Regions from separate parts of the Mus musculus genome. Here regions 2, 3, 4 and 5 are each linked to region 1. A link is a loop called in an ENCODE intact Hi-C map of the cell type or tissue named here. Cell type or tissue: left cerebral cortex. All regions are shown on one strand. Links, peaks and the distances in the headings refer to the core of each region. The heading gives the core; the rest is flanking DNA. Region 1 holds the start of Wdr12 (WD repeat domain 12). Region 2 holds the start of Nbeal1 (neurobeachin like 1). Region 3 overlaps Carf (calcium response factor). Region 4 holds the start of Fam117b (family with sequence similarity 117, member B). Region 5 has its middle 29 kb from the start of Fam117b.

Region 1 (6,202 bases), core at 812-5,811:
ATTTATTTATTTATTATATGTAAGTACACTGTAGCTGTCTTCAGACACACCAGAAGAGGGCGTCAGATCTCGTTACGGATGGTTGTGAGCCACCATGTGGTTGCTGGGATTTGAACTCCGGGCCTTTGGAAGAGCAGTCGGGTGCTCTTACACACTGAGCCATCTCGCCAGCCCTTAAGTATTACTTAATATTCTATTTTACACTGACTCTGAAGTGATTTGATTATCCATTTAATGGTAAGTGGAATACAGTGGTTTTCTGCCCTCTTACCCTTGGGTACAGTCATGAGCCCACATGTATTCCTAAAATCAAGTGAATGTGGTCTCTAAAATATTGTTGTACTGCTGACGTTACTAAACTAGCCTATAGCTTTTCTTTCCAAATTATGAATTTCACCATTTTATTTAAACACTTTTTAACTTCTCTTTGGCACATGTGAATTGCCATTATCACCACTCTTGCACTTACTGTGTCACAGGTCTACAATAATGTCTTAATAACCAAAAGCCTACTACCTACTAATAGGTGAGCAGCACAGAGAGTGGACACTCTCCCTGGACTCATAAATGATTCATACCCCAGGTAGGATGGTGCAAGACATCACGTTACTGAGAAAGACATACAATCTCAAACTCATCAATTATTTCTAGGATTTCCACTTCATATTGGCAGCAGGTAACCAAAACTGAGGAACACAAACCCCATGGATAAAAAGAAACTAGGCTAATTCTCTTAAAATCCCAGAGCGTGGGCCATGATATAGCTAAGCAGCAGACTGTTGGTCTAGGACACACAAAGCCCTGAGATTAATTCCAGAATGTTAGACTCAAGGTTCAAAACAAGCAACAAGCAAGTGTGGTTGGCTGCAGGCAGGTATAATCCCAGTATTCAGGAGGTAGAAATAGGTGAGCCTAGAATTCAAAGCTAATCTGGAGAAACATAGTCAATTGAAATCCATACTGGACTACATAGGGACCCAGTCTCAAACAAAAACATAAAACCTCAAAAACCCAAACCAAACAAATAAAAAAATCCCTAATATCAAAAAACAAATAAACAAACACCAAGAGACTGTTAAGAAAAAGAAATCTTGTTCCAGATAACACTGAGTCTTCATGAGGACCCCAATAAATGAATCCCAGAAGTCTGCAGTTGATATAAGCTAAAATTAAGAGAACCAACACTCTAGCATTAGCTATCTAGGTAACGCCTGCAAGCCATACCAGCTAAGACATGTAAGTGACTATTGAAAAAAGCTCGTCCCAGGTATTCTTAGTCACTTATCTTCCCTTAACTAAATACCTTAGCTAAATAAAAATATATTTTAGTGAATTCAAGATGTGTGCTTTGCAAACTGAACTCTGAGTAATTCCTGTTCTATATCTTCCTAATCATAGTTTTCCACTCGAATTAAGATTTTAAAAATGTACTGTCTTCCAAATGTATTGTTAATCTGTTAAGTCCAAACTAAAGGAAGTTTAAAATGATGTTTTAATTAGTTATATGTTATCAGTAAAAATTCAATAGTTAATTCGTCTGGTAACACTGTTATCAGCAAACCCAATCTGAACAAGGAAATTTTTTTTCCCTGTATTTTGGGCAGAGGTTTTTCTCATTTTATGCCTCCACCTACATCAGTGGTAAAAACTTCTATTGGTAGCTCTTATGAGAAAAATAGTTAACATTTTCTGAGTGCTTCTTATGCGACATTAAATTGTCACAGCTAATCTTAGTGTGGCACAGAGGTTAAGTAACAGGTAGAATCAAATTCAGGCATTCCTGTAATGGGGCATGCAATTCTGTAAAATGAATAAACTGAGAACAGTCATGCTTTTTGGGTCGTTGTCCACTTAACAAATGATTGTTTTCGCCTCCAACTGACTAGATAACTTCTAGTTTTCTACGGATTTAAATTTAATTAGGCGACATATAGAAAACCTCTCACCATATTCACTGGTTCACTCATACCGCTAAGCCAACACATTTTGCAATCCAGTTCTGCCTGACTCTAAATTGCTGTCTCAGAGTAGTGTGTCCCTGTACCCCACCCTACCCCCGGAGGTTTTCAGACGAATGCCTTAAAAAAGTGACTTTGGGATCTTAAGAGTAATAGCCCCCATCTATTCTCCACTCAGGAAAATAACTAGAGTAATAATCGAGACCATTGAGACCGAGACAAGCCTTTGAGTGACATCAAGATTAAAAAAATAATTAATAATTAATAATAATAATAATAATAAAAGAAGCCCGAAAGCAGGGGAGAAGGTGCAGAGGACACTTTTCTAAACGTCAGACTCGGAAAGGAGGGGAGAGGCCCCTCTCGGGCGGGCGCTCCGGCCCAGGACTCGGATGCTCCGTGGCGGTGGTGCGTTCTCGGGCTCCGCACCCTCTGCGGGACAGACACCTCGCCTCCCCCTGCGGCAGCCTGCCTTCTCCCGGCCGCGGGGCCCCTCCCGGGCCCACGGCGAAGGAGCCGCCGTGGAGGCGGACGAGGGCGCAGGGACAGCGCACAGCGGCGTCCGGCGACGGCCGGGGGCGGGGGCCGGCGGTTGCTCCCAGCCCGGGAGGGTCAGGAGGTGACGGGAGGAGGCGGCAGGGGGACGAAGGGAGGTTGGGAGGGAGCGTCCGGTCGCTGGGCACAGACAGCTCTGCCAGGCCTCCGGCTCCCCCAACCCTGCCGCCGCAGCGAGCCCCACAACGCGAGAGGGGAGTCCGCCGTAAGCAGAAGGGAGAAAATTCAAAACGAGACTACTCAACCTCGTCTTGGCTCCGAGGCCGCGCCGTGGAGACCAGCACAATGCGCAGGCGCACCCCTCCTGGAGGCGCAGCGCAGGTCCATCAGATTAGACCCTTCTCAGCCACCGTCGCCCAGTTCCCTTCCGACTCGTTCTCCTTTCCCGAGTTTCCGCTCTGAAGCCAGAGGTAAGAACACATGGTCTCGGCCGAATTTGGCTGTTGGAACAGTGCACACAAGACGAACAGATGGGACCTTTGTCACTCAGAATAAAGAAGCAGGAAGTGTAATATCTGCCCGGAGAAAGGAGTATTAAAAGCAGATATGAGACCCTAAATGCGGTGTGGCAAAATAAATAAAGCCTACAACTCCCAGTGTTCAGAGGGTCTGAAACGCGCTCCCTTCTGGGGTTTGTAGTATCTGAGCGCTGAGTCTAAAGGGTCTGGGTCTAAAGACACGCTTAAAATTTGGCTCAAGCTAGTTATTTTCTTTATTTTCCTAATAGATTACGAATCTAGATAGATAAGAAACAAAAGTCTTAAGGGGACTGGATGCTTTTAGGACTACGCTTGACTAATCGATGTTTCCTAAATCTCGGAATAGGTACTTGATGTGTGCGGGCTGGGCGCTGGTGGAAATCGAACCTCGTGGTATGTTCTGTAGGAACCTGAGGGAGCTAACTGAAGCCTAGCTCCTGCTGCGCTTGCGGCGCAGTCTACCTTAGAGCTGCTTGATTATCAACGCACACATTTTCGTGGAGAAGTCTCGTGTGTATATTCAGCCATGGCACAACTCCAGGCACGTTTCTACAGCGAGAACAAGAAGTAAGTAAGGGTTCCAGCTTCTGTCCCTGTCTTCCAGGAGCCGATCTCGTTTGAAGACTCCTTCGATTTGATCCTTGCTGTTTTGACTGGGGATATACATTAAAGAAGAAACGGACAAGGTTTTAGTAAATCAAAGTTGAAAGAACTTTAATAATTATAATGGCTACAATTAAAAGAATTTATTGCAAATAAGATAAGCTGACTGATAGAAAAAAATAAAAAAGACTTCATTCGCCTTCCCCTTCACGTGCCCCGCACTTCTGCCCTGTCTCATTTGGAAGCGGTGTTCACGTCTTCTTAAATCTCCGTTTTCTACCCACTTTCATGAGCTTTTCATAATTTGACGTGTGTGGAGGACCAGGGCTTCACGTTTGCTTTCTGCATGCTGCACACATCATGTCAGTAATTTGAGAGTTGAACAGGCTTGTCCGTTAACGGTGTCTCGTGGTTTCTGAAAGCACAACTTCATCCCCCCCCCCCCCCCAAACAGACTAGAAACTGGCTATGGAGTTTGTAGAGCTGTTTTTTTAATTAGAATGAAGCCAATTCAGTGTCCGATTTGATTAGGTGTATTTTGTGTGAGTGTGTCCAACTTAGGTTTCTCTTGTTGTGATAAAACACTGACAAAAAGCAATTTGGGGAGGAAAGGGTTACAGTCATCTCAGAGGAGGCCAAGATAGGAGGAACTCCTGGCAGGAACTGAAGCAGAAACCAGAGGTGAGGGGTGGGGGTGGGGGCAAGCTGCATTTGCTCTCCCAATGGCTAGCTAGCTAAGTTTGCTTTTAAAATACAGGGTGGCTCTACTCAGTGGGCTGGTTCCTCCTACATCAGTTATTAGTCCAGAAAATGTTCCCGCAGACTTGCCTGCAGACAACCACTATAAGGGAATTTCCTCATTTCAGAGGACCTTGGCTTCTCTCTAGTTGATAAAACAAGGACTGTGTGTATATATTTGTATGTGTGTACTTCTGTGTCTATATATTAATAAGTCATATAGATGTCAACGTTGCTGGTGATACATGTATAATGGCGCTCGCCTTTAATTCCACGACTCGGCAGGCAGAGGCAGGTGGATTTCTGAGTTGGAGGCCAGCCTGGTCTACAAAGTGAGTTCCAGGACAGCCAGGGCTATACAGAAAAACCCTGTCTCGAAAAACCAAAAAAAAAAAAAAAAAAAAAAAATATATATATATATATATATGTGTGTGTGTGTGTGTGTGTGTATATATATATATATATATATATATATACATAATGTATAGAATTCAGGTGCATCATACTAATAGAGTTGTATAAACATTCACACAATCCTTTTTGGAAAAAACCACCACCCCCACCCCCTTTTTTTGTTGTATTTTTGGTTTTTCAAGACAGGGTTTCTTTGTGTAGACCTGGCTGTCCTAGAATTGTTCCCTCCAGTTGGCACTGCCTTCTGAGTGCTGGGATTAAGGTGTTCGCCACCTCCTGGCTCTAAACTGCCTTTTCTTTAGTTGACACTCCATCCCTTGAATGCTTGCCACCCAAGTCAACTCCTGATCCATTTACCATCTATTTGTAGATTTGCCTATTCTGGACACTTTTCTAATGAATTATGCAAAATGTGTGGTCTTTTGTGGATGGCATCTTTGCTTGCATGGTGGTTGGTTTTTTGTTTTGTTTTTTAGTTTATTCATAAGACAGAATATCGTTGCATTTTATTTTATGGCCACATTGTATGGCTTAGTTTCTCTTGTTGTCCAGTTAGACATTCAATATTTTAGCTGTTATGAATAGTGGCTATGTAAGCATTAATGTACAGTTTTTATGTGAACATGTGTAGCCCTGGCTGGCCTGGATCTCACTGTAGCCAAAGGCTGGCCTCAGACCCATGGATACACCTGCCTTTGCCTTCTAAATGCTGGTATTAAAGGCCCATGCCACTATGTACAGTGAACATGTGTTTTCTTTGGCATGTACCTAAAAGTATGGTTCTTGGGTCCACATTTAACTTCTAGAGGAAATGGCACACTGACTTCCATCTTCCAAAGTAACTACTGTTTTACATCATCACAGCACTGTATCTTCACCTACACTTGATTTGTACCCTTATGGATGTCAAGTGATATGCATTGTGTTTGGTCCTGTGCCTGCTGGTCTTTGCTCTTTCTCTGGAAAACTATCTATTCGAATTCCTTATCCATGTTTAAAATAAGAAAGACTTTTTATTACTCAACTGTAAATGTTCTTTATATATTTTGGATACAAGTTCCTTACTAAATAAATGATTTCCAATTTTTTTTTCTTTGAGATTCTTATGTTTCCAGTCATATTTTTCTGATCCAGTCTGTTGCACAGCTATAAAGATCTCACTAAACAGAGTGCTGCTATTGTACCTTAACTTGGACTGCTACAGTGGTTTCTTGTTGCCTACAGAAAGAAAAGAATTAAAAACTGTGTCAAAGTATACAGGATGTAAAACACTCTACATGTCTTTAGTCTCATCTCTGGTCTGCTGTTGCTGGTTTCCCACGTTCTCCTTCCCGGCTACCCTTCCCTTCCCTGGCCAGAATCACTTCTTGTAGCTCTGGCTTAAGAATGATCTTTTTTGTGCATCCTTTTGGGTCCTGAACTTCCACCCCTTTTCTTTGGTTGAAGTGACTTAGC
Region 2 (6,202 bases), core at 843-5,842, 82 kb before region 1:
AAAAACCAAAAAAAATGTATGACTATCAAACCAGGAAGTTAAGAAAAATAACAGTGGAAATGAGATGACTTCTTACGGGATAAATTGCTGGTTAGTAAGATGAAATTTTACTTCAAAAACAAACTTGAATATATAATGCAAAACTACAGGCTGTGTGATCTGAGAACATAACCACACAGACCTAAGTTAACCAACAGACTGGGAATGAATGGTTCTCTGATCATTGCTGTATCTTCAAAGTACTAACGTAGATCCTCACTTGAGAAACACCCTTTAAGGAACACCCTTCCCAATGGCCTAAGATCAAATTTACTATGCAAAAATTTACATGAAGGAAGTCAAAGAAATGTATTTCTGAATGGCAAAATGATAGGCCTGAATCAGATATTTCTGAATTCCAAACTCACAACTACACCAGTTCTCCCGAATAAAAGGATAATTACAATACCTACCTCACTAGAACCTAGTTAGTATTAAATGAGATAATGCTAGTATATGCTAACATAATGTTAATCCTGTAATAACTACCTCAATCAATAACCTTCAAAAATAATTTAAAAGGTTGATTAAAAAAAGTTTAGGGGAAGGGGGAAAAAAAAGTTTAATGTCCAAACAAAACTGTCTTTACCCCCAATTAAGGGAAGAAAAAAATAGCAGAAAAATAAAATATTTGGGGCAGATAAGATGGCTCAATGGGTAAAGCACCTGCCACACAATCCTGATGACCTAAATTCAATCCTAGGAACCTATATAAATGTGGAGAGGGACAACCAAATCCACACAATTGTCCCCTGACCTCTAAAAAAGTACCAAGGCACCCATGTGGCCCCCCCACATATCCTACAAACAATAAGAGTTTTATTTTTCTTTTATAGGTACAATCTACCTATATAATTTTGAGATCACTGAAGATATATCAAAGAAATATTTGTAAGTTTTTAATAGCAGGCCAATATTGTCAATGTACTCAAAACTGAAAAATAAATATGGGAAATTCAAGATCTCTTACATGTTTTTTAAAATTTATTTATTTCTCTTGCATGTTTTTTAAATTCAGGATGGGGGAGTTGTTTGGGGTTCTGTTTTGAGAATTGCAGCCCTGGCTGTCCTGGAAATGTCTTACGTCCACTAGGATAGACTCAAACTCACATAACACCACCTGGCCCGGCATTGTTCTAGGACTCTGTTCTGGGACTAAAGGTATGCACCACCACACCTGCCAGTTCAGGATTATCAATATGCACAAACACACTACACAATAAGGTCATAATGCTGGATACAAAATTTTATAATCAAGTAATTTTAAGTACAGAAATAAAAGGAAAGCAAATTACCTTTGTACAATAAAGCATCCAAAGTTCAAAGAGCCTCTCTCTGGCTGCCATTCTGGCTTTCCACTCTGGTACTTTAATATTTCCTCAAAAAGACGGTTCAAGACCATATCATATTACTTTATTTTCCAAGTTTATCAGCCGTTACAGTAAAGCTCAAAGCAGTGGAATAAACAAAAAAAAAACAAAAAAAAAAATTCGTAGAACAAATAAGACTGTCTCAGGTCAATAAGGGTCAATTTCAGCAACTACTCCAACACTTCTTCATCAGGGGTAGCTGGTCTCGTAAATAGGTCTGTGAAATACAAAAATATCCTAAGTTTTTTTAAGCCACATTTGAAAAAAAAAAATCCAGATATCCGTCTGCCTTGATCACCCCATTCAAAGGGATAAATTTTTAATGTGATTAGATATTCCAGAAACTCCTGTTTGGCACACCACGACTAATGATCAACATAAAATACTAAAACCTTCCAGGCAGATTCACAACCAAAACTGCGGTAGATGGGAAGGAAGACGGCTCCCTACTCACGCCTTCCTTTAACCAGGAGCACAGATCAAACACAACAAATATCCGAGATTTCTCGCCAGCTTCTTAAAAGTTGCTGGGAATGTTTGCTGCGTTGCAGGGCAGGGCGTGGGGGGAGGGCCCGAGGAATTCCTGGTTTGTTTGTTTTAACCATCCACACAGCGAAAGTCATCCTGCCTACCTGGCTTCCACCTCTCCACCCAAGAAGAAAGGGGCTCACACACCGTGGCAAGGACCACCTCCCGTGGGACGACCCCAGACCCCGCCTCGCAGCAGTCCGGGGACCTTTCCATTTCCTCCCTGCGTCCCCGTTACGAACAAGAGAGACAAACGTCAGGCGTGCCAATCAACTTCAGAAGCGCGGCCCGGAGCGCTCTGGGACCCAGACCCGGGACCCACGCCAACCGGCCGCAGCCAGACCCGCCCGGGCCGGCCGCGCCCCCTCGCCCGCCGCCGCCGCCCCTCAGGCTGCAGCCCTGCGCCGCATTCCCCCGGGCCTTCCCGCCCCGCGGCAGCCTCCGCCCGACCTCGGCGTCCCCTCACCACGCTCACAGGCCCGCCGGCGCCACCCCGCCGCGGGCTAACTTGCTGCCCTCCGCCCTGCCCGCGGCGAAGCCCCGTGTCACCCCGAAGCCGGGCGGGAGGCGGAGGCGGAGGCGGGGTAGCGCCGACGCGGGGTGGGAGGAGCCAGGGGCGGAGCAGCCCCTGGGCTAATCATTCCGGCCTCTGGGGATTTACCCGGCCCTCCGGCAGCCGCTCCTCGAGGGCCGCTCAGCCCCGAAGCCCCTCCCCCGGCATGCCTGCGCAGCCGCAGTGCCCTCGCTCAGGCTCTGAAAGCGGTCGGAGCCAGCCTGGGCATTCCGGTCAGTAGTCACCCAGCTGGACGTGAGGGCCGACGTGCTGACGTCGCTCCCCGCCCCTGCTAGGTGGGGCGGACGGAACTTTCCTCGCCTGGCGGCGCCTCTGCGAATCAGCTGAGGACCGGCGACCCTAGGGCGTCTCGAAGGGATCTCGATTTGATTTCTTTGTAGAAATGGGATTGGTCCTGGGACAGAGCTCAAAAGCGAAAAAAGAAGAAAAGAAATCTTTACCTGTTCTGGCGTCGTTGCCTTTGTACTGTCACTGCCATTCTGTGTCTGTTCCAAGGAGACTGCTGTACGGAATGAGTTCCGTCTTTCAGAAAAAGAAGCAAAAGGCAGTCTTATTAGCTGCACACACTTTCTTAAGGTTGTTGTTGTTGCTATTGTTTTAAGAGAGGAGAAAAGCGTAAGATTAACCTTTTAAATCTAAACATTTAAGAAACTATTGTGAAATTTTACAAACATATAAAAAAATCAGTTTTAGAGCAGCTTAGCATCTGAGATGCCCTGTGTTTGATTCCTAACAAGCACACACAAGGAAACAAAGTAATAAAATGAACTTCTATATGTAATCACTAAGCTTCAGAAATAATCGAAGCCACCCTGAAGAAACAGGTCTGTGATCTAGCACTTAGGAGATGGAGGGAGAGAGATCAGGAGTTCAGCGCTGACATGGGCTACCTAGCAAGTCTGGGACCAACCTGTGCCGCATGAGACCTTGCCACAAAAGAAAAGAAGAAGAAAGGAAAGGGAGGGAGATGACTTGCTGTGCAAGCCAGACCTCCTGAAATGCAAGATGGAGACTGGAGGGCCAGCGAGCCCTGGCCACAAACAAGAGACCCTAGCTCACTAAATGGAAAGCAAGAACCTACTCATGAAAATTATCCTCTGGCATATACACATGCACAATAGATAAATAAATGTAAAGCTACTAATGCCATCATGGGGGTTCACTATGTGACCTTTATTTTTAAAATATACTAATGCCCCCACATGCCCTGTGTGCGTCCTTGTGCCACATATGTTTGTATACCCTCTGAGGCCAGAAGATATCTTATCCCTGGGAGCTGGAGGTCTGGGTGGGGGTGGGGGCTCCTGACATGGGTGCTGGGAACATTGTCTTGTGTGCTGCAAATGCTCTTAACCACTGAGCCATCTTCCAGCCCTTATCTATTCTCGCTTATTAGATTAATCTACAAGTTTTTCTTGTCAAGAATCACAGGATAAATAATTCCGTTTTGCAGACCATGCAGTAGCTTGGATATCAAAGGTGAAAGTAAATTTTGTGATTCTGTCACCAAAATGTAGAGTTCCCGTTATCCTTCACAACAAACATCAATGAGTAGAGGACGGGAATTAAATCATTAAGCTTCAGTAACATTATTTAAAAACCCTGTGATCTGAGGAGACAACTGATTAACAACAGCCTATTCACTTACCTTCTGATCTCCAGCCAGTTTGGCTGGAACAGAGTGGAAACAGAGGCAATCAATCATTCCAAAGTTTATACTCTTCCTTCTCTGGTCAGGTGGGCAGCCTTGTCTCTGAGATTCTCAGTGTTGGAGCTTCTTTGTCTGCTGATTCTCTCTCTCTCTCTCTCTCTCTCTCTGTGTGTGTGTGTGTGTGTGTGTGTGTGTGTGTTTGCCTCATAGTCTCAAAAGCACAAAGCCCTGTATTCCTCCCTAGGATCAACTGGGCTAAGGGTTAACACAAAACAAGCAAACCATTAGCAGTGCTGAGCTAGCTATTTACAATGTGTGCCTGAAGACTTCTTTCTGTGATATGAAGAACAAATGTGCCTTTATAAGGTTTGAAAGGCCTCTTCTCCCGTTGATATGTGAGTGTTAGATGAAAGTTTTCTTAACACTGCCACACCTGTTCACCATTGCCCTTAGTTACTTTCACTCCATCAGGACAGAGTTAAGAACAAGTTGTTTGCAAAGTATACCTTCAAAGTTCCTTGGCTAGCTTTGGGACAGAGTTTCACTATGTAGCCTTGGCTAGCCTGTAGTAACTTGCTAAGTAGACCAGGCTGGTCTTGACCTCATAGAGATCTGTACACTTCGGCCTCCAGAATGCTAGAACTCAAAATATGCACCACCACAGTTGGGCTTCTTTGTTTTTTTAATTTGTAGATTTTATTTTATGTGACATGAATGTCTGTGTACTCACATACCCCTGTGTGTTCCACCTATGTTAGTGCAGTGCCTACAGAGGGTATCCTTGGGGCTGGAGTTGCAGACAGGTATTAGCCATCATATGGGTGCTTGGATTGAAGATCTTCTGGAAAGCAGCGTTCTCTCTAGCCCCTCCTTCAGCTTTTTATACAAAAACTACTCTTTAAATTGTACTTTCTTCTTTTGCTGTCTAGCACTGGTCTTCTTCTTCTTCTTTTTTTTTTTTTTTTTTTTTTTTTTTTTTTTTTTTTTTTTTTTTGGTTTTTTGAGACAGGATTTCTCTGTATAGCTCTGGCTGTCCTGGAACTCACTCTGTAGACCAGGCTGGCCTTGAACTCAGAAATCTGCCTGTCTCTGCCTCCCAAGTGCTGGGACTAAAGGTGTGCACCACCACCGCCCGGCCAAGCACTGGTCTTCTTATACATGCTTTCACTCTAAACTTTTTAAATGACCCTGGGTATAAAGCTACACAAAATAGATATGCAAGTCAAACATTTACTGATGATAATACTGAAATTTATTTTTAAGCCACTCTTTTGTCTGTAATCATTTGCTACAGACAAAAGCAACTTTGTATATTTTACATAAAATTAAATGTTAGCTAATTATTACTGCAGGGCATACAGCATCCTCTAAGTTTATTTTTAAAATTGGTTTGTGTTTTAATTTTATAATCCTTTAGCTGAGAATACTGATTCTCATAGGTCTGTAGTACAAGAGGGTGGGGAGGATGGCTGCGTGGGTAAGGTGTTGGCTGTGCAAGTGTGAGGAACTGATTCTGGTTTGGTTTGTTTCAGTTTGTTTTACTTTTTATTTTTTTGTTTTTTGAGATGGGGTTTTCTCTGTGTAACCGCTCCAGCTGTCCTGAAAGTTGATTGGTAGACCAGGCTGGCCTCCAACTCACAGAGATCCACCTGCCTCTGCCTCCAGAGTGCTGGGACTACAGGCATGCAGCCACTTGCTGAGGACCTGATTGTGAACCTGCAGAACAGAAAGCCTGCTCGCCTTAATCGCGTGTGCCTGTAATATCCTACTGCTCCTACAGAGAGGTGGGAAATGGAAACAGGAGAATTTTTAGAAGGGAGAGAGTGAGCTAGCCTGGGGTACACAACAAAGGAAATACATTAAGATACCCTGTCTCAAATAAGGTAGAAGTAGAAGACAAGCCCTCAAAGTCCTCTGTTCTCCACAGGAATGCCATGCTGCACATGCACATGTGCACACACACACATACACACAAATATTTTCTAAATGGCAGAAGCATGTTTAGAACCATTTCAAATTTTGCTGGAAATTTTATCCTAA
Region 3 (6,202 bases), core at 670-5,669, 53 kb before region 1:
ACACCTTGCAGCACTTGGGAGGTAGAGGCAGGCGGATTTCTGAGTTTGAGGCCAGCCTGGTCTACAAAGTGAGTTCCAGGACAGCCAGGGTTATACAGAGAAACCTGTTCTCGAAAAACCAAAAAAAAAAAAAAAAAAAAAAAAAAAAAAAAAAAAAGAATTTTCATTATCTTCAAGAAAAGCAAATTTTCAAAAACTAACACATAAGAAAAAAACAGAATTTTTTAATAAAAATTACATTATAATAAGAACACTGTACATCAAGTTACAATATATACATACATATTTTAAAATCTTTTTACAAATCTAGTATAAAGCAAACACTATCTCAAACCCACATGATTAAGTATATAGCTTGACAGGATATAAGCAAGATAAAGCACAAGCTGGGGCTTAAAATTAAAAACTTCAATGCAGGACCGGATCTCCAAGCTTATGTTTCCTATCAGTTAGGAAACATTCACTCTGCATAAGATGTTAAAGCTCTCTAAGTACATTGGCTGCTTACACAGAAAATTACTACCGAGGGTCAAGTCTCCTGTGGTTGTTTATCTGTAATTTCCTGGGTATATACTAAGTTTACCTGGAGGCCTAGACCATGAAAACTGCAGAGAAACAAGCCAGGCTATGATTATGATTTTCTAACTGCTTATTTTAAATGTCCAGCTTTCCACTACAGATACTACATCTTGTAATACATGAACAAAAGAGTATTGCCAAATTTTGCTGTGGAGTTGTTAAGAGAACGCCAAATACAGATACTGAAATTTTTATACACTTTTGTTTAAGATCTTGTACATTTGTAAAGAATTAAATATTTAAATATGTAAACATAGTTTTCAAAAACTGGTACTAAGCACCTTTAGCCAACACTGACATGTTGTGACTATACATGAGTTTAGAAGACAAATACATTTTTAAACTCATTTAGATACCATTTTTTAAAAACTACTTATTTAAATACTCAAAAATATTAATAGTTCCAGTTTCTACCTAAGAAAGCAAAAATATACAATTAGAGATATAAGTATTCAGTTTTCTGTTTTCTTTTTGTTTGTGGGAAGAATGTATGTAACTTTCTGTTCTCATAATAAAAAATATTAACATAAGACCCATTCAAACAGAATGAAGTGACAGAAATATGTTATCTCTTTTCTTTCTTCCTGGGCCTCACTATGTAGCTCTGGCTGTCCTGATCTCACTGTGTGGGCCGGGCTCCCCTGGAGCTCACAGAGATGCACTGGGACTATAGGTGCCTGCCACCTGGCGGAATGAGGTGGCAGAAACACATCCTCACTGTACTTGTTCCTGATTACACAGTAACCGCTGGGTCCTCTGCTCTTTCTCTCCGCACTGGAAATTGACTAGTTTGTTTCTTAACAAGCATTTCTCCTTAGCAGTCCAAATAAAAAAGGAATGTAAGATATTTAGCAATAAACCGTAATCATTATTGGAAGATGAAAACCTATCTGTTCTTGAAAAACAGTTTCTATAACATGGATAACAAAAGAGCATTACCTATACAGTCCTAAACTATATACTAATTTGATTTCATTCCTCTTAAGTACACACAGACTAAGAGAACCTGGGTTTTGAAGTGACTACGAATTGTATTAAACTTAATGTAATATATTCAGGCTTAGTAGCCCGCTGCTATAAATACTGGCAACAGATATCTTTAGTTTTTTTCTTAAAAAAAAAAGAAAGAAAGAAAGAAAAAAGAAAAGAAGAAAAGCAGTTCCTACGAATAATCATACATATAATTATATATGAACTTTGCTTTCAATAAGATATAATAAACGTTATGTTGACAATGATACAGATGTAAAGATAATGAATTTTAGAGTTCTGCCTACTTTTAAAATAACAGAGCTTTATCTTTAGGTACAGGTCATGTACCCAAAGCAAAGTGAATAATAATGGGAAATTAGATTTTAGGAAAGTCAATCCATGTAAAGTTTTAAGGACAAATATCAAATTATATTGTTCATGCTTTGAATATTAAACTTTAATATCCACTTGAACTTCTTATTTTTAAAAATAAAAATGTTAGCCAGGCGGTGGTGGCACACACCTTTAATTCCAGCACTCGGGAGGCAGAAGCAGGCGGATTTCTGAGTTCCAGGCCAGCCTGGTCTACAGAGTGAGTTCCAGGACAGCCAGGGCTACACAGAGAAACCCTGTCTCGAAAAGACAAAAAAAAAAAAAAAAAAAAAAAGTAAGTAACTCACAAATGAATCTCCAGAAAAAGAATCTTCTAGGTGATCCGCTCTTTCTTTCTTAGTAAGGTCTTGCTCTATAACCTAGGCTAATTGAATTTACAATCTGAGTCCTTGGCCTCCTCAGTGCTGGGATTACAGGTGTGTACCACTACATTCAGCTTGCTTATTTCAGGACAGTTACATTTGAAATTTCTACCTAGTCAATCTTCCATAAAAACAAGGTTATAATGAACATACTAATTACTTGATATTTGGTACTAGGTATAAATATAAATATACTTATTTAATGAGTAAATATCGGATCAGACATTTTTAAGTTTCAAATATGAACTAAATTTTAAGCTATATATACTTACCTTGAAATATATAAATCGTAATACTATCAATTCAGAAAGAACTCTAGTACAGAAAAAAATGTAAATACTATTTAAATTATTTTCTAGTCAAAATTGAATCTTTAAAAAGCAACAACAATTTTTCTACCATCAAAAGTTCCCCCAAATGATCTATAAATAGTAGGAAATTCTAACATTTCCCCAAATCTCTGAATTTTTCATGTTTCTATTCCTAGGTAGGGATTTACCTCCAGTCCCATATAACATACACGTCATTTACATTCATTTGTGTTATTTCAATGTGTGATTAATTCAATGTTTTAATATTTCCAAGTCACTGAAATGTCTGACAGATGACCTTCAGTACCACTCATTTACAGTTAAAGATGTAAGCCAAGGATAAACTGCAAATGCAGCATTGGGGGGGGGGGGTGTTTGGTGGCTCTGTGCTACCATACACATCTATTGCTCTACCTTTCCAAATAAACAGATGATAAATAGTTTCTCACCTGTCAGTTAATCAAAACTGTTCTTACAACTTTAAATTTTCTGACACACCTAGACATGCACTTACACACTGCTTTTATTGTTGGTCTTTTCTGTCTTGTAAAAACCAAAACTTGGCGAGATAACTATTTGCATTCACACTAAATTACTGTGGATAACTTCAGATGATCTTTTAAAATATTTGCCTTACTGGATAATAATAATAATAATAAAGGAATACAAAATAAAGTAAAATATTTCTTAAGGGAAATACAAATATAGAATTGGCAACAAATATTGGAGCTTTAAGTCAAAACTGCCCATCATACATTTCTGGTCCAGTGATTGATACACCATCTCAGACAATCTCCACCTACTAAGAAATCAGAAGGGGCCAGAGCTGTAAATTCTGAAAAACTTAAAATATTTATGTAGCAGATATTTTTTTACAGTCCAGGAAAGTTTTTGCTTCTGTAGACAGTGTTGGCTCATTGGTTTCTTGTTTAACTTGGTTCTTAGACAGACTTTCTTCAACTTTAAAACAAAAAAACAAAAAAAAATCAGAAGGGTTAGGAAATGTTTTATGACACTGCGGTCTTTAAAATTATGTACATTTAAAACCAGGCACAGTGTCATAAGCCTGAGGTCACAGCACTAGAGCAATGAATTGTAGGATCAGGAATTCAAGGTTATCCCTAGTAATACAGCCAACACAAGGCTGGCCTGATCTACCTGAGACTTTATCTTTTAAAATATATATATGAATTTAAAATAAATGCAAATATATCATAATTTACGAAAGGGTCATGGTGACACTGAGATAAATACTTTGGCATATTTGAAAGCACAGTAGCACATCTTACAATGATAGCTTTGTCTCAGCTGGGTGACCTATGTGTTTGCTTATCTAAAACACTTCAGAAGACCTAAACGGAAGATCTCCACCATGATTATAACCACACAGATGGCACCAGCAGACCAGCAGTAATGCTGTCAACTGGGCAGTGGAATGCTTAGCATCTTCATCTTTTTGTTTGTTTTGTTTTTGAGTCAGGGTCTCTGTAGACCATGCTGGCCTTGAACTCTGAGATTGGAGTGCATACACCATCATGCCCAACCTCAAATCGTCATTGTACTTTATTAAGAATCTCCAGTCTTTGGTTGCTCTTAGAAAGCAAGGTTTCAGGGACTGGCTTGTTTAGCACTGTGCGGAGGAACACATCCAGTACTGTAACAGACAAGAATACTGACACAGACACAGACACAGGAACCACAGAAGAGGGACTTGAATGACTCCAAGAGCTCGTCTGCTGACCCCCTCACTAGATAGAGCAAACAGATTGGGGCTAAAAAGAGTGCCTTTGAAAGACATTTGGACTCATGCTTTCAGAAATGCTATGAGACTACGTAGAGGGTGAAAGCATGCTAAAAGGAAGAAAGCTTTAGAAGGGTAAGAATGCCTGGGCATAGTTCCCTCCTCTATCACACAAACATCAGGCAAGTACTTAACTTACTCGAGCCTTGGTTTCCCAATCTGTAGAATGAGTATAGTGCTAAATTTCTCAGGGAGTTATGACAATAAATTTACATATATGTATTTTTGTCTTCATTTGTAAAGTTACTTCATGATCATAAAAATCTCTGGTAAATATTTTGTTTGTTTGTTTGTTTGTTTGTTTGTTCTTTTTCTGAGACAGAGTTTCTCTGTGGAGCCCTGGCTGTCTAGAACTCAGAGATCCTTCTGCCTCTGCCTTCTGAGTACTAGTCCAGCAACTTTCTTACAAGTATGTTTCCCATAAATTAAAAAAAACTTAAATCTTTCTAGAATGAACTATTCACATTTTTATTTACCAAAAGAGTGATGATTAAGATAGAGGCAGATATATGTTCTAAGAATAATTTCTGTGAAGACTGTTATACTTCAAAGCAAAATGCATACCTATCTCTTTCCACAGAAGTGCATCAGCACTCGGAAATGAGTTGTGGGGCTGAGGAGATGGCTCCGAGTATCTGGCTATCTTGTAGAGTATCTGGGTTCAGTTCCTAGCACCCACATGGTGGTTTACAACCACCTGTAACTCTCACTCTAGGAGATCCACCACCCTATTTTACCCTCCCTGGGCACTAGGCATACATGTAGCACACATACATACACACAGGCAAACCACTTATATGCATGATAAAATAAATAAATATGGGCTAAGTGGTGGTAGCACATGCTTTAATTCCAACACTTGAAAGGCAGAGCAGGCAGATCTCTGTGAGTTTGAGGCTAGCCTGTTCTATATAGTAAGTGCCAGCATAGTCAGAGCGACATAGTGAGACCCGGTATCAAAACATAAAATAAAGCTGGGCGTGGTGGTGCACACCTTTAATCCCAGCACTCGGGAGGCAGAGGCAGGTGGATTTCTGAGTTCAAGGCCACCCTGGTCTACAAAGTGAGTTCCAGGACAGCCAGGGCTATACAGAGAAACCCTGTCTCAAAAAAAAAGTTATTAAAAATAAATGAATAATTTTCTTCCTCATCCTCTTTCCTTCTTTTCCTGTCTGTACTGGAGACTGAACCCAGTTCTTAGGGCCTACTATGGAGTAAAGTACTCTACTTCCCCAGCCCTCTTTTCACACAGGATCTTGCTAAGTTGGTCAGGCTGGTATAAGACTTGTTTTATAGCCCAGGGTGTCTTTGAATTTGGAATCCTTCTGCCTAAGCCTTCTAAGTGCTGAAATAAACAATGGAAATGTTATTGGAATTAAATAATTAGACAAAATAAGAAAAAATATTGTTAATGAAATCTCATATTTTTTTTCCTAATTTTGTTTCAACTATACAATGTTATAAACCCTCTGGTTTTCCTTTTATTTGATGTAGTGATCCCAGGTTATAAAGGAATTGTAAATTGATGGTCACTTACCAAGCACTGGACGGCTGTCTATGATCTGTATTGGAACGGTTTGTACATCTCCCAACAGAGTCCTATTTACACTTCCTTCCGGATTCCCTGCATCCTCAACATCTTCACCTTCCAGCAGCTGATCCTCTGCAACTGGATTCGGAACTGATTCTGGGAGGTGGCCCGTGGAGGAGGAGGTGCTGTTGTCTTGGGTTAGGCATGTATCTGTCCCAGGGTTTTGACTCTGACCAAGCAGTACAGAGTGGTT
Region 4 (6,202 bases), core at 503-5,502, 180 kb after region 1:
ACTGCATCTGGGCATTGAGCCCAGTAACTACCCAGAGCCTATTCTAACTGCTCTTATGCGGCCTCTCCACTTCTCATCTAAGTAAGGCAACGGAAAAGAGAGAGAGCACAAAGTCAACTCTACAACTAACCCTGGTGCTGAGTTACTTTCTGAAAGCACAGCTTACGCAAATAGGCCCCTGGCAGGCACTGAAGTTAGACATTTAAATAGCTGCCATGGACAAGTGTGTGGTGACTTTATCAGAATCAAGAGAATGATATTTTGGATCACTCAGTAATTAGTTCAAAGCCCAGAGAAATAATCAACCAGCTAGAGATCCTGAGATCTCCCACATAGGGACTCTGTAATAATGAAGCCCTGGTGAAGGCTGGACTCTGTTCACCCCATGAGACATCTAGAAGAAGCTAGCAGCCTGAAGATGAGCCCAGGCATCTGAGTCACATGAGGGTTCCAGAACTGCATCAAGAAGCACCTTTGTTTCCAAGTAAGAACTTTCACATTTCATCAAGCCTGCAAACTGGTCATCTCCCTTTAATCAAAAAGGGGCGCAGTAATTACAATGTCTCTTTCTAGATTTGGCCATATAAAACATGGAATGATTTAATCATAGCAGTCTATGCTACTGAAAACACTTCCCCCACTTTGTATGGACCTAACTAACGTGAAACAAGAATATATTCCAAAAAGAAGACATCAGACATCGGCCAGTGGTGGCCCTTTAATCCCAGCACTTGGGAGGCAGAGGCAGGCGGATTTCTGAGTTCGAGGCCAGCCTGGTCTACAGAGTGAGTTCCAGGACAGCCAGCAGGGCTATACAGAGAAACCCCAGTCTTGAAAAAAGAAAAAAAAGCCATCAGACATTTACACTTGAGTAAGACTGAGAGACCTACCAACAAGCAGTATCCCTCACACCTAGTTTAAGAGTAACTACTCCGTTTTTTTCTGGTTTTGGAGGGTGGGGAGTGGGGGAGGGGGTGCCTTTGGAAAATATGAATGAGCACACAAGGAGCCCAATGTCCCCGGAAATAAAGCCTCCTTCACATTTGACTGTTTACCCTAATCAAGTTCTCCTCAGGGTGTGTTGCAAATCAACTCTTTAAAATTCTGTTATCAGATTGAGGGGCCCAGTCTCCTTCCTTGTCTACTGCCCACTTAAGCAGCTCATCTACCAGACACCAGATGCACTATCCTAGCTCCAGAAACTCAATGGCAAACTGCAGAAATCTTGTCCAGCATGCATGTAATTTTGGTGTGCAATGTATCTCTCAGACGTTCTCTTATACATTAGAAGTTGCTCCCTTGATCTAATTTGAAGACTTGTTCTCTGTGGCATACAAGCAGAGTCAAAGCTCACCTGTCACCACTTGTTCTTAACCCATCTAAAGGAAAATATGAAAGCTAAAATGAGGTCGTGTATGAAAACCACTTGCCCATTATTGAAGGGAGGGAATCCTCTTAACATCTTTTAAAAGCATTTTGTAGCCTGGCAAAGTAGCATGCTTTTGACTCCAGCACTCAGAAGGCAGAGGCAGTTGGTGAGGCTAACCTATCTACATGGTGAGTTACAGACCAGATGAGGCTACAGGGAGCCTGTTTCAAAACGCAAACAAAAAATAAAAAATAAACATAAAAAACCAAAGCAAAACAAAATGGGCAGGCCTTTAATCCCAGCACTAGGAAGGCAGAGGCAGGCAGATCAAGGCCAGCCTGGTCTACACTGCAAGTTCCAGGTCAGCCAGCGGTAGTGAGAGTGTTGGGGGGGGGGGGGTGCGGGAAGCAAAGAATAAGTCTAAGAGAAATAAAACCAGTATCTCAGAAACACACTCAGACCCTCAGGCTAGCTATCTACCATTTACGTATATGTGTAAACACATACATAGACCTATGCACACACCCCAAAGCAATCTTGCTTAACTTCTCCCTTCTTGCTACTCATTAAGTCTTACGAAATGCAAAAACTGCTCCCAGCTTCACAACTCTTCAATGATCCAAATCCGCCTTTGCTGATGCATTCAGTCCTCCAGATCCGAAACTGTTTTGTGGAACAGAAACACTAAGCAGCACACAAGTGCTATTTGCAAGCATTAACCGCGTCACCAAAAGTGACAGGACCAGCCCCAGCAGTAGCGACGCAAGGCCAAACCCCAGGGTTTATGATTTCCACAAATTGAGCCCAGGCCCAAGGTTAGCGGCCGCACCTCCACGGCGGAGACCCGCACGGGCAAGACGCAGGGGTGGCGGACCGCACGCCCCGCCCCGCCCCGCCCCGCCCCACCGGAGCGCTGCAGTCCCCACTCGGCGGCACAGGACCCCTGTCCTCCACGTACCTGCTTTGCACACCGGGGCGCTGGGGCTCCTCTTCTCCGCCGAGGGTCGGCCCTGCTCTGGGGACCTCCTCCGGTGGCGGACGCGGGCGGAGGGTGGGGCCGCAATCACCTCGCTCGGCCACAGGTGGGTGGGCGACGAACTGGGCGACGACACGGTGCCCAGCAGGGGCGGTGGCGGCTGCGGGCGCGGAGGACTGCTTCGGGCCCCAGGCGCCGTGCCGCGCGTGGGGCTGGTACCGCGCGTGGACGTCACGGACGCTCCCGTCTGCGTGGCCACCGTGGGGCTGGTACGCGCCGCCGCGCTGCCGCCGCCGCCGCGCGTGGGGCTGGTGCTGCGTGAGGCGGTGCGCGGGCCGCCACTGCCGCCGCCGCCCGAGGGGCCTGAGGCGCCTCCGTTGCCTCCGTTGTTGCCGCCGCCGCCGCCGCCCCGCGTGGGGCTGCCATGTTGCTGCTGCTGCTTCAGCTGGAACGGCACCGTCGCCCTCATGGGCTGCAGGCGGCTCCCAGGGCCCCCGGGCGGGCCGACCGCGCCACCCGCGAGGGCGCCGGCGGGCGTGGGAGACCCATTGCGCCTCACCCGCTGGGACATGGTCCCCCCGCCCCAGAGACGGCGGCCGGGGGTGCTGGGCGGCGGGGACCGGCTGCTCGGGGCCCGAGGGAAGGCCTGAGCCAGCGGGTGACGTAGCCTGACTTCAGGACCAGGGGGCGCGCGGGCAGCGACGGGCACCGACGAGGTGATGCAGCCGCCGCCGCGGCTCCTCATCAACAATAGTGTCTCCTCCGTTGTCCCCGCCCCCTGCCGCCGCTCATTGGTGTAGCGTCAGCGCGCTCGAGCCACTCGGCCTCGCTGATTGGCTGCGCGCATCTCGGCTCCCGAGGCTGCTTCTGCTCTTTAAAGAGAAAGAGGCCCGCCCCCGAGGGGTCGGGCGGCGGAGGAAACCGGCCGTGGCAGGAGGAGGGGTGCGGAGGGAACGCTTGTGGCTTGTGTAGAGGGATGCGGGGGTGGGGGGTGAGGGGGGGTTGCGTGCGTGTGCGGACGTGTGTGCGTGCGTGTGTGTGTGTGTACACGTGCGTGTACGTGTAGGCGCGCGCCCGGCCACGCGCGTCCCTGTTTCCCGCTGGAGGGAGCCCCTGGGACTCCGGGAATTTGGCCAAAGGGACGGACTGTACGGGACCACGGTGTCCCCGGGGATGGTCTGAACCGACTCTTTCCCTCTGAAACTCATTTCCTTACAGCAGTGGTGTCTGTAAGTTAACACGTACGCACATCTCTTTGGAGACTCCCCTCACCCCCGCCCCCCAATCTTTTTGTTCTGCCCTAATTCCATCTACCTATGAGCAGGGCTCTAAAATAAAAGAACTTTAATTCTAGGGTATTTTATATCTTTCTTCTCTTTTCTTTTTGGCGCTACAAAGATTCAAATATCAGAACGATTATATTTGCAGGTTAGAATGCAACTTTAGATGGTATCTGTGAAGTTCAGTTATCGAGTAGTGTTGCTACTAGCCCCCACCCTTATAGATCTCAAGTAATAAAGAATTTATTTAATCAGTTACTTTACAGTTCCCTTATACCTTAGAAAGATGCAAGTTTATAAAGTGCTGTGGCCTCCACTTGCTCCTCTCTATTTGAGACAGAACTGGGTGCACCACCCATATTTATTTATTTATTTATTTATTTATTTATTTATTTATTACATTTATGTATCTGGTTTGTGAATAAGCATGTGCATGCATGTAGAGGTCAAAGGACAGCCTGTTCTTTTCTAACATGTCTGTGCAGGGAATCAGACTCATGCATCAGACTGAGCCGTTTCATTGGCCCACCATTCATAGTTTAGTCTGGTGGAGAAAATAAGTCTCCATGGCTTTCATAAGAACTCTCTGAAAGGCAAGAAATTCTAAAGTAATCATAATACGCGGGTTCCTCTTCAATTAAAAAGTCGACATGCAGACTGCACGTGGCATCCTTAATCCCTTTATGGCTTTAATAGCTATACATTCTAAAAAGATCCCTTAACCAAGGCGTGGTGGTTCTGGTAACAGGTTCTAGGCCTCAAGCCCTATTGGGTTCCTGTAGAAAGCTGTTAGATAGGTTCCTAGGGTCCTGGAGACAGTCAGATCCCCCACATAGCCTGTGATCTCAGGTATGTCCATAAACAAGTTTCTTATTTGTAAGGTGCAGCTAAGCAATACCATCTGCTACAGACAGTTCTAAATATTAACCAAGGATTTGATGAGAAGAGGCTGTGCAGGAAGTTCTCAGAACTCCTTTTCTAGCAGTCTCTCTCCATTCATTCATTCATTCATTCATTCATCATTGTACATATATGTGTGCATCCCAACAGACAAAACCTCAGAAAAGACCTCAGAAAAGTAAAGACATTCTGTTACTAAGTCTTTCTGTCTTACTCAAGTGTAAATGGCCAATGGCTTCCTTTTGAAATATATTCTGGTATCCTAGGCTCTCTGATAATTTGTTTTGTTTGTTACTGACCTAAAGGCCTCCTTTTTTTAAGCTAAAAAACTGTTTTCATCAGATAAGCTGTATTAGATCAAAAGTTAAAATGGTTTGCATAGTTAAAACATGGTCTGCTGAAGCTAGTTGCTTAGTTCCTTTTTTTTTTAAACAGGTAGAGTCCCATATAGTTCAGACTAGCCTGAAACTCACTATGTAGCTGAGGACAGTCTTAGATCCCTGATCCCTCTTTTCTCCACCACTTGAAAATTAAGCTTTATAGGGCTGGAGAGATGGCTGAGCGGTTAAGATCACTGACTGCTCTTCCAGAGGTCCTGAGTTCAATTCCCAGCAACCACATGGTGGCTCACAACCATCTCTAAGGGATCTGATGCCTTCTGGTGTGTCTGAAGACAGCTACAGTGTACTCAACATAAAATAAAAAGAAAGAAAGAAAGAAAGAAAGAAAGAAAGAAAGAAAGAAAGAAAGAAAGAAAAGAAAATTAAGATTTATGCCACCATGGCCAGTTGGAACTCAAAACTGACTGATGTCTCCTTTGTTCACGTTTTCCTGTAGCTGTGTTTCTCACAGGATCACAGATCCAATGGGTATGAAAAAACAAAACAAAACAAAACAGCCCTTTTATCTCATTTAACCTGCCTGCTTAATTCATAGACCTAGAGCTGAACTTTCAATGAGAACCAGTATTAGTCATTGAAGCCGCCTTTATACTAAAGGCTATTGTAGTTACTTGTAAATTAAAAACTATGTAATCATCAGAATATCTTAGCAATCAAAACATAAATAGTTAGAATTGTAGCATTGGGTGCCTTGGAGTAGTTCTGGGGGGTTTTTTTGTTTTGTTTGGTTTGGTTTTGTTTGGTTTGTTTTGGTTTAGTTTTTTTTTTTTTGGTTGTTGTTGTTGTTGTTTTTTTTGTTTTTTTTTGTTTTTTGTTTTTTTTTGGTTTTTCAAGACAGGGTTTCTCTGTGTAGCCCTGGCTGTCCTGGAACTCACTTTGTAGACCAGGCTGGCCTCGAACTCAGAAATCTGCCTGCCTCAAGTGCTGGGATTAAAGGCGTGTACCACCACCGCAGGGCTTGGTTCTGTTTTTAAGTGAATGGAAATGAATAAAAGCATCCTTAGCTGTCATCCTGGTCCATTGAAGAATCAAGGCAAACAATACATCAAGGTAAGGTAGGAGTCTTTGTGCTCTGGCTCCTCTCTGAAGAGTGGCCTTGTTTGTCAAGAATCAGGCGAATCAGGCAAATAAGCACCCTTCTGCTTGAACCCCACGCCCCTCAGGAAATGATTCTTTCCAAGGTTGAAATGTGACTTATGAAATTTTAGGCAAGAAGCAACACATTTGAATTTATCTGTATTTGAACTCGAGGTTCTTCCAGGTGTGAGGCAATCCC
Region 5 (6,202 bases), core at 777-5,776, 210 kb after region 1:
AGCACCTACCGCTGAGTCTCGACTGTGGAGGTGGATGGGAGGCTGGTGACACAGCTCCACACGGCTCTTGCTCAGTCTGTGGTAAAGCCAGGGTTTTGAAGCACTCCTCTCTCTGAGCCTCCACAGGGCTGACATGAAACCTTTGTTTCATCTGCCTCTCTCCAGAGTGACCTTCCCTTTCTGCCTTCCTTGATTGTTTCCTCTGACCATGGTTTTAATGCTTTAGAGAAACTTATATAAAAACAACCAAATGGAGCTTACAAATGGGCTGGCTTTTTTTTTTTTTTTTAGGCAGACTCTCATAATGTAGTAGTCCTTACTATCCTAAAACTCACTGCCAGGTTGGCCTCGAACTCAGAGATCCACATGCCTCTGCCTCCCAAACGCCAGGATTATAGGTGTGTCGTCCACTGTCTCCATCTTGTCCCCTCAGCTCAAACGGTGAGCTTTGAGAGTCCCACCTGCTTGGTGATGCACACTTATGAATGGAGTGTTTCCTGGTGCTTGTTTCTGGTGCTAGGAATGAACGTGAAGTCTGTGCTTCCTGGACAAGCACTCAGTATCTCAGTATCTCAGCTCTATCTCCAGCCTCGAATGCTTATTTTTTGATTTAAGAGAATCCACTAGGGGATAGGATAATACTATTGTTTGGTTTTGGTTTTGGTTTTCACTGGTTAATACTCACAAATGAATACTGCACCCTGTTCAAATGTAGGTTTCAGAGATCACAGAGAAGAATAGAGACATAGGTAACAGCAGCATCCATCCTATGGGAGAGTGGAAGGGCTGGAGAGCATGCAAGCTGGCCTGCTTCAAAGTAGGTGGCTAGCTCTCCTCCCCAGTGTGCGTAAAATGCCAGGCATATCCTCCAGGCTCTGTATTCATGTTATGTCTGGAAAAAGGGTTTTGGAGAAGGTACAAACTGAAAGATTACAGAGATTTGGAAGTAACACAAATGAATAAATCTTGTAGAGCGTAACTCGAGAGAGTTACTGGGTTTGGGAAAAGTCTAGGCCCCACAAAAGAGGCATTCATATAAAAACAAATTTCAGATAGTTTTCAGACCAAACAAAACACAGCTGGCCAGTTCACTGGTATGCTCATCACACTGGTCTCTTCCTAGACAGACACCAAAGTGTTCACTCGTATATGTCACATACGCAAATGACACAGAAAATCACAAGCAATTAAGAGGAGGACTCTAGAGCAAACTTGATTCACTAAAATTCTAAGAATTCCACCCAAGCTGAAATCAAGAGCCCTGGTTCTGGTGTCTGTATGAACTCTTCAAATGTGTTTTGGGTTGGGAAACAGAGAGGATTTCCTTCCTCTTGGGAAGTTTTCTTTGTAGGTCAGAAGTCACTACTTGCTGAGCCAGATAGAAATGGAGATAGGTAACTCTATCATTTAAGGTGGCCTGGTTTACCAGGAGCCGTATCTCTTTATAAACTAATCACCTCAAGTAGTCTGTGGTAGAGAGGTTCGGATGTTCATGCCTATGGAGGCTGAAGACAACCTTGGGTGTCATCATTCTGGAGCCATCCACCTTATCTTTGTATTAATATGTATGTATGTATGTATGTATGTATGTATGTATCCATTTTTTGCTTTAATATATTTGAGTGTGTCTGGGGTGAGGAGGCAGAGGTGCAAATATGCTATGTTGAACATGTGGAGGGAAGGAGAACTGCTGAAGGTCTTTCCTCCACCATGAGCTCCAGGGATCGGACTCAGGCTGTTAACCCCCCTTAACTAGCTGTAATGCCCCACCTCCCTTTTTAAGGAAAGGTCTCTCACTGGCTGGTAGGTTGTCGGGAGGCTTGCTCAGTTGGCTGGCTCAGGGAAGGCACAGGCAGATCCCCAAGGAATCTCCTGCCTGTGCCTCCCCTACTGAGATTACAAGTGCGTACCATCACATCCAGCTTTCTTGTGTGGGTTCTGGGGACTCGGGTCTTCATTCTTGTATGGCACGAGCTGCTTACCCAACCGGATTCTTAATGCTGGTGCATATGTAATTTTAAGGTAGAAAGAAAAGAAAATCTCTTGAGACAGAAAATTTCTGTGTAGTCTTGGCTATCCTGGAATTTGCCCTGTAGGTCAGGCTTGCCTGGGACTCAGAGAGATCCTTTTGCTTCTGCTTCTGCCGAGACTAAAACTGTGCTCCACCATGCCAGGCCCTTAAGGTAGAAACTGTAAGCAGGAAAAAATACTACAGTAACCAGAAACTACTTCTTCCAAAAATTAAATATCGAAGAAGCCAGTCAATTCAAACAAACAAACAAACAAACTTCTAAAACCCAACTTCTCTTATAAAATATTTGCACAGAACTTGGATAAACTTTGGTAGAATTCTTCCAAATGCTAGGGTTCCATGAAAGGCCTTTCCTGATGTCTTAGTAAATTATGGGTTGGGGAGATGGCTTTGCTGGTCAAAGTGCTTACTGTATAAGCCTAATGACTCAAGTTCTGGTCCCTGAACTCATGTAAAAGCCAGATTCAGTGGTCCATGTCTGTGTGTAATTTTAGTATGCCTAAGGCAAAATGGAGTATGCAGCGAAGGTATAAACAAGAAAGACCTTGCATTGAAGTTGGAAGGTAAGGTCTGATACCCAGGGTTGTCTTCTATACTGCACTCACTTGACAAAGCATACACATGCCCCCCCCCAATATACACACATATATCCATGCACAAAAATAAGTCACCTGTAATTCACATTTCATTGTATAATTCAAGCAAAGCTATAATATCATGCTAAAGTCTGGGTGTAGGCTGTGTTCTTCTGGAAAGGACCAATCTGTAGGCTTTCTACCTTGTTCACACCTCATAACTAGACCTAAATGTACATTGTGCTCATAGGCCTTGCCATGATAGCTGGATATTGGTAGTCAAAAAAAATTTTTTTTCAGGACTGCAGGAAAAGGTACTTGTATCCAACTGTGTGTTTGATTCCTGGGACCCATGTGGTAGGAGGAAAGAATAAACTCACACAAGTTGTCCTTTGACCTCAATATGCAGCCATGGCACTTGTGTGCTAGAGTGCACACACACACTCACAATAAATAAATAAATGTAATAAAAATTAAAACATTACAAACAAAACAAGTGATGGTCTTTGAAAAAGGAAGCAGTCTAGCAATCAGAACTCGGACCAGCAGTGCCGCCTAGTGGTCAGGTGGCACACAGACTTTCTGCTACTGTGCCATTAACATGACCTGGAGGATAACTACTGGGGACATCTTATAAAACTATCTCAGGAATGGTGTCTGGTCCTGTAGATCACCACTGGTTGTTGACTAGATGATAAAGGTGTAAGAGACCTCTGTCAAGGTTGACAATTTCCTTGTCAAATGGAGAACCTCCTCTTCCTACATCCATGGATATCTGTAAAGGTTGACGACTTTGCATGACCTCTCATTTTATTAAATATTATGAGAAAAGTTAAAAATGATAACTATAAATGCAAAATAAAAGCATTTGAAATATCTGAAAATCCAGACTTACTCTTCTCAAAGCCAGGGTGCTGGGTGCTGGCTGTGTGTGAATGTATGTATGTATGTGTGTGTGTGTGTGTGTGTGTGTGTGTGTACATCACAGCCATACTCTCCTTCACTGCTGATCATTCTGTCCAACTTAACTCCAAAAAAGAGTGACACACATCCTAATGGCTTTCAAGAGCCCAGAGTAATTTAGAAGGGCTGAGATGCATGCCTCCTATATGCATGTGTGTATGGTTAGGTAGTACTGGGGATCAAACCTGCCAGGCAAGTTCCACCACTGACCTGTCTCCAGCCCAAGAAGCCAGATTAACAGAGGTTAAATAAAAACGGTTTAAAAGTGAAAAAGAATAGCATTTTGGCATTAGCAGAGCAGTCAATTAAACATTGTTATTTTTGAGACAGAAAACTGATGGGCCTCTCCTGCCTACAGGACAGTAGGTCCTGAGAGGAAGTGGGTGGTGTGGCACGCCTTTAATTCCAGAACCTGGGAGGCAGAGGAAGGAGGATTTCTGGTCTACAGAGTGAGTTCCAGGACTGCCTGGGCTACACAGAGAAACCCTGTCTTAAAAACCAATCAACTAACCCAAAACTCCACAGGAGTGCTGAAGGAAGGCTGAGCTGGGCATGAGTGTGGCCACAAGTGGATACATTACAAGTTCAGGTTAAAGATCAGGAGCCTGCTGGTCTGGTACGACCACTGACACAGACAGACTGCTTGGAGGGAAGACCAACTCTCAGAGTAGAGTCTTCAGACAACTGGGAAGGAGTAGTAAGAGTTACGGAGATGGACAGTTATCTGTTTACTTTTCCCGTCTGTGGTACTGGGAGCTGAGCCCAGAGTGCTAGGCATCACGTCTTAGCTCTTTCAAAAATGTTCCGTTTATCTTGTACCTTTGTTTTTCCTCCACTGTGGACAGTGTAGCTTTACACCAAGGTAGTGTTTCAAGAAAACAAGCATCTCTGCTAGCACATGTTCGGCAAGCTGTGGAAGAGGCAAGTACATGAATCACTCAGATGCTGAAAGCCTAACCTCTTTGGTATGTATCCTTTTCTTCACAGGTTCATAAGAGATGAGACATGTGCTGCCCCCCCCCCCCCCCGTTACCCTAAAGACACCTCTTGTTTTGATATTATGGTCAGTTCGTCATTCCTGAAGTGAATCTAGTTCCTTTTGGCTTTTTTATAAGAGCAAATCTCTTAGTTTTCGACAAGGTCTTGCTAAATTTTCTGGATTATGCCAAACTTGTTTCAGTCTTCCAAGTGTTAGGATTACAGACCTGCAACCATCATAGCCATTTTTTTTTTTAAATTACTTTCCTAGAAGTGAAGAGACATGACTTTTACAAAAAAGATTTTATGTGTATGGCTGTTTTGCCTGTCTGTTTGTCTGTCTGTAAACTACATGTATGTTGTCCCCAGACCTTGGTATTTTTGAAGTTCTCCATGATGTCTAAAGATAATAATGTATGTCTTTTCATTTTCCCCCCTTAGGAATTGAAGCATATCTTCCATGACATTATACATAAAAGACTGATGATTTAAATGCTACTAAAAAAGTTGGTAAGAATGGAAAACTTTCACCTGTTTTTCTGTTCCATTTACAACCCCCTCACCCCACCCCTCACCCCACCCCCACCCCATACCACCCAAGCATACAAAGACTGTTTTCTTGAATAGAGTTTTTCCCTTCCTAGTTAAAAGGGAGGGCAAGAAGACAGGGTGGTAAGCCGGATGACACTATCCACACTTCAGGGCAACTTTGCCTTTGCCTTAATCCTTTTGGTCTCCAGGACACAAAGTGCTCCTCTACAACAGAGTCACATATGTCAAGGTCTGCTGCTCTTTTTTAAGGTGCCAGTCTGACCCACTTTCAAATTTAAAAAAAAGTTGTTCACAATACAATGTGGGGACATCGGAGGTCATCTTTGGAGTCCATTCTGTCCTACCATGGGATCTGGGGTCAAACACAGGTCAGCACAGACAGCTCCCTTTTTTGTTTGTGTGTTTTTTAAGGGTTTTTCTGTGTAGGAGTCTGGCTGTCCTGGAACTCATTCTGTAGAACAGGCTGGCCTCAAACTCAAGAGACCAGACTGTTAGCGCCATCACTTGGCTTTTTTGTTTTGTTTAGTTTTTTGGGTTTTTTTTTTTTTTGACAGTTTTGCCACATAGCCCTGGCTGCTGGCCTTGATTTTTTTAAAATATAATTTATTTATTCTTATTTTATTGCATTGGTGTTTTGCGCATATGTCTGTGTGAGGTTGTCAGATTCCCTGGAACTGGAGTTGCAGACAGCTGTGAGCTGCATGTAGATGCTGGGAATTGAACTCAGGACCTCTGAAAGAATAGCCATTGCTCTTAACTGCTGGGCCATCTCTCCAGCCTGCCCTTGAATTTTTGACAGTTCTATTTTAGGATCCCAAGGGTTGAGTTTGTTGTCATGTGACATCATTCTCAATTTAAGGCTGTTCTTGATTTTTTTTTTTAAAAGAAAAACAGGGGCAAGAATGGAGCTGCCCTCCCCCAATGTCTTAATGTACTATGTGAAACAAGCTAACCTATCAAGGCATTCATCTAAAAATAATGGACTGTCTCAAAACAAGCTGACTTTCCCTACAGCCTTCTCAGGAAAGCCTTATTCTTGAAGCATTTCTACAGAAATAATATGTGATCAGGGACAGCATGTGTATTTGGAACCAAAAATTTG

The links. Peaks named below come from ENCODE experiments on the same cell type or tissue, not always from the same donor. Only the 100,000 strongest peaks of a DNase experiment are listed, where the experiment ranks them.
Region 2: it touches region 1 in a loop (10-fold over the local background); 5 of 42 quality-filtered maps call a loop at or near these places.
Region 3: it touches region 1 in a loop (5-fold over the local background); 2 of 42 quality-filtered maps call a loop at or near these places.
Region 4: a loop joins it to region 1, with 7 times the contacts of the local background. A loop is called at or near these places in 2 of 42 quality-filtered maps.
Region 5: a loop joins it to region 1, with 2.2 times the contacts of the local background. A loop is called at or near these places in 13 of 42 quality-filtered maps.

What each region holds. Positions count from the first base shown.
Region 1 is chr1:60,094,864-60,101,065 of GRCm38, reverse strand. It overlaps Wdr12 (WD repeat domain 12), which reads left to right and starts at 3,159. Exons shown (of 13, transcript NM_021312.5): 1 at 3,159-3,559. The coding sequence starts at 3,519. It overlaps Carf (calcium response factor), which reads right to left and starts at 2,819. Exons shown (of 16, transcript NM_139150.5): 1 at 2,759-2,819. In left cerebral cortex, for the core only: a CTCF peak has its summit at 2,793; DNase peaks (open chromatin) are centred at 2,047, 2,855, 3,339 and 3,846; H3K4me3 peaks cover 2,778 bases; H3K27ac peaks cover 1,955 bases.
Region 2 is chr1:60,176,887-60,183,088 of GRCm38, reverse strand. Nbeal1 (neurobeachin like 1) reads right to left here and starts at 2,490. Exons shown (of 55, transcript NM_173444.2): 1 at 2,404-2,490; 2 at 1,335-1,626. The coding sequence starts at 1,385. In left cerebral cortex, for the core only: a CTCF peak has its summit at 2,829; DNase peaks (open chromatin) are centred at 1,999, 2,675 and 3,389; H3K4me3 peaks cover 2,316 bases; H3K27ac peaks cover 1,325 bases.
Region 3 is chr1:60,147,956-60,154,157 of GRCm38, reverse strand. Carf (calcium response factor) reads right to left here. Exons shown (of 16, transcript NM_139150.5): 15 at 5,956-6,202; 16 at 205-3,577. The coding sequence ends at 3,471. Among named protein-coding and RNA genes, the nearest start is that of Nbeal1, 30 kb to the left of the region's middle. In left cerebral cortex, for the core only: no CTCF peak of the experiment used is centred there; no DNase peak of the experiment used is centred there.
Region 4 is chr1:59,909,878-59,916,079 of GRCm38, reverse strand. Fam117b (family with sequence similarity 117, member B) reads right to left here and starts at 3,074. Exons shown (of 8, transcript NM_001037725.3): 1 at 2,328-3,074. The coding sequence starts at 2,916. In left cerebral cortex, for the core only: CTCF peaks have their summits at 2,464 and 3,423; DNase peaks (open chromatin) are centred at 2,093, 2,613 and 3,150; H3K4me3 peaks cover 2,896 bases; H3K27ac peaks cover 2,271 bases.
Region 5 is chr1:59,880,903-59,887,104 of GRCm38, reverse strand. No RefSeq gene overlaps it. Among named protein-coding and RNA genes, the nearest start is that of Fam117b, 29 kb to the left of the region's middle. In left cerebral cortex, for the core only: a CTCF peak has its summit at 3,162 (motif pointing left); a DNase peak (open chromatin) is centred at 3,165.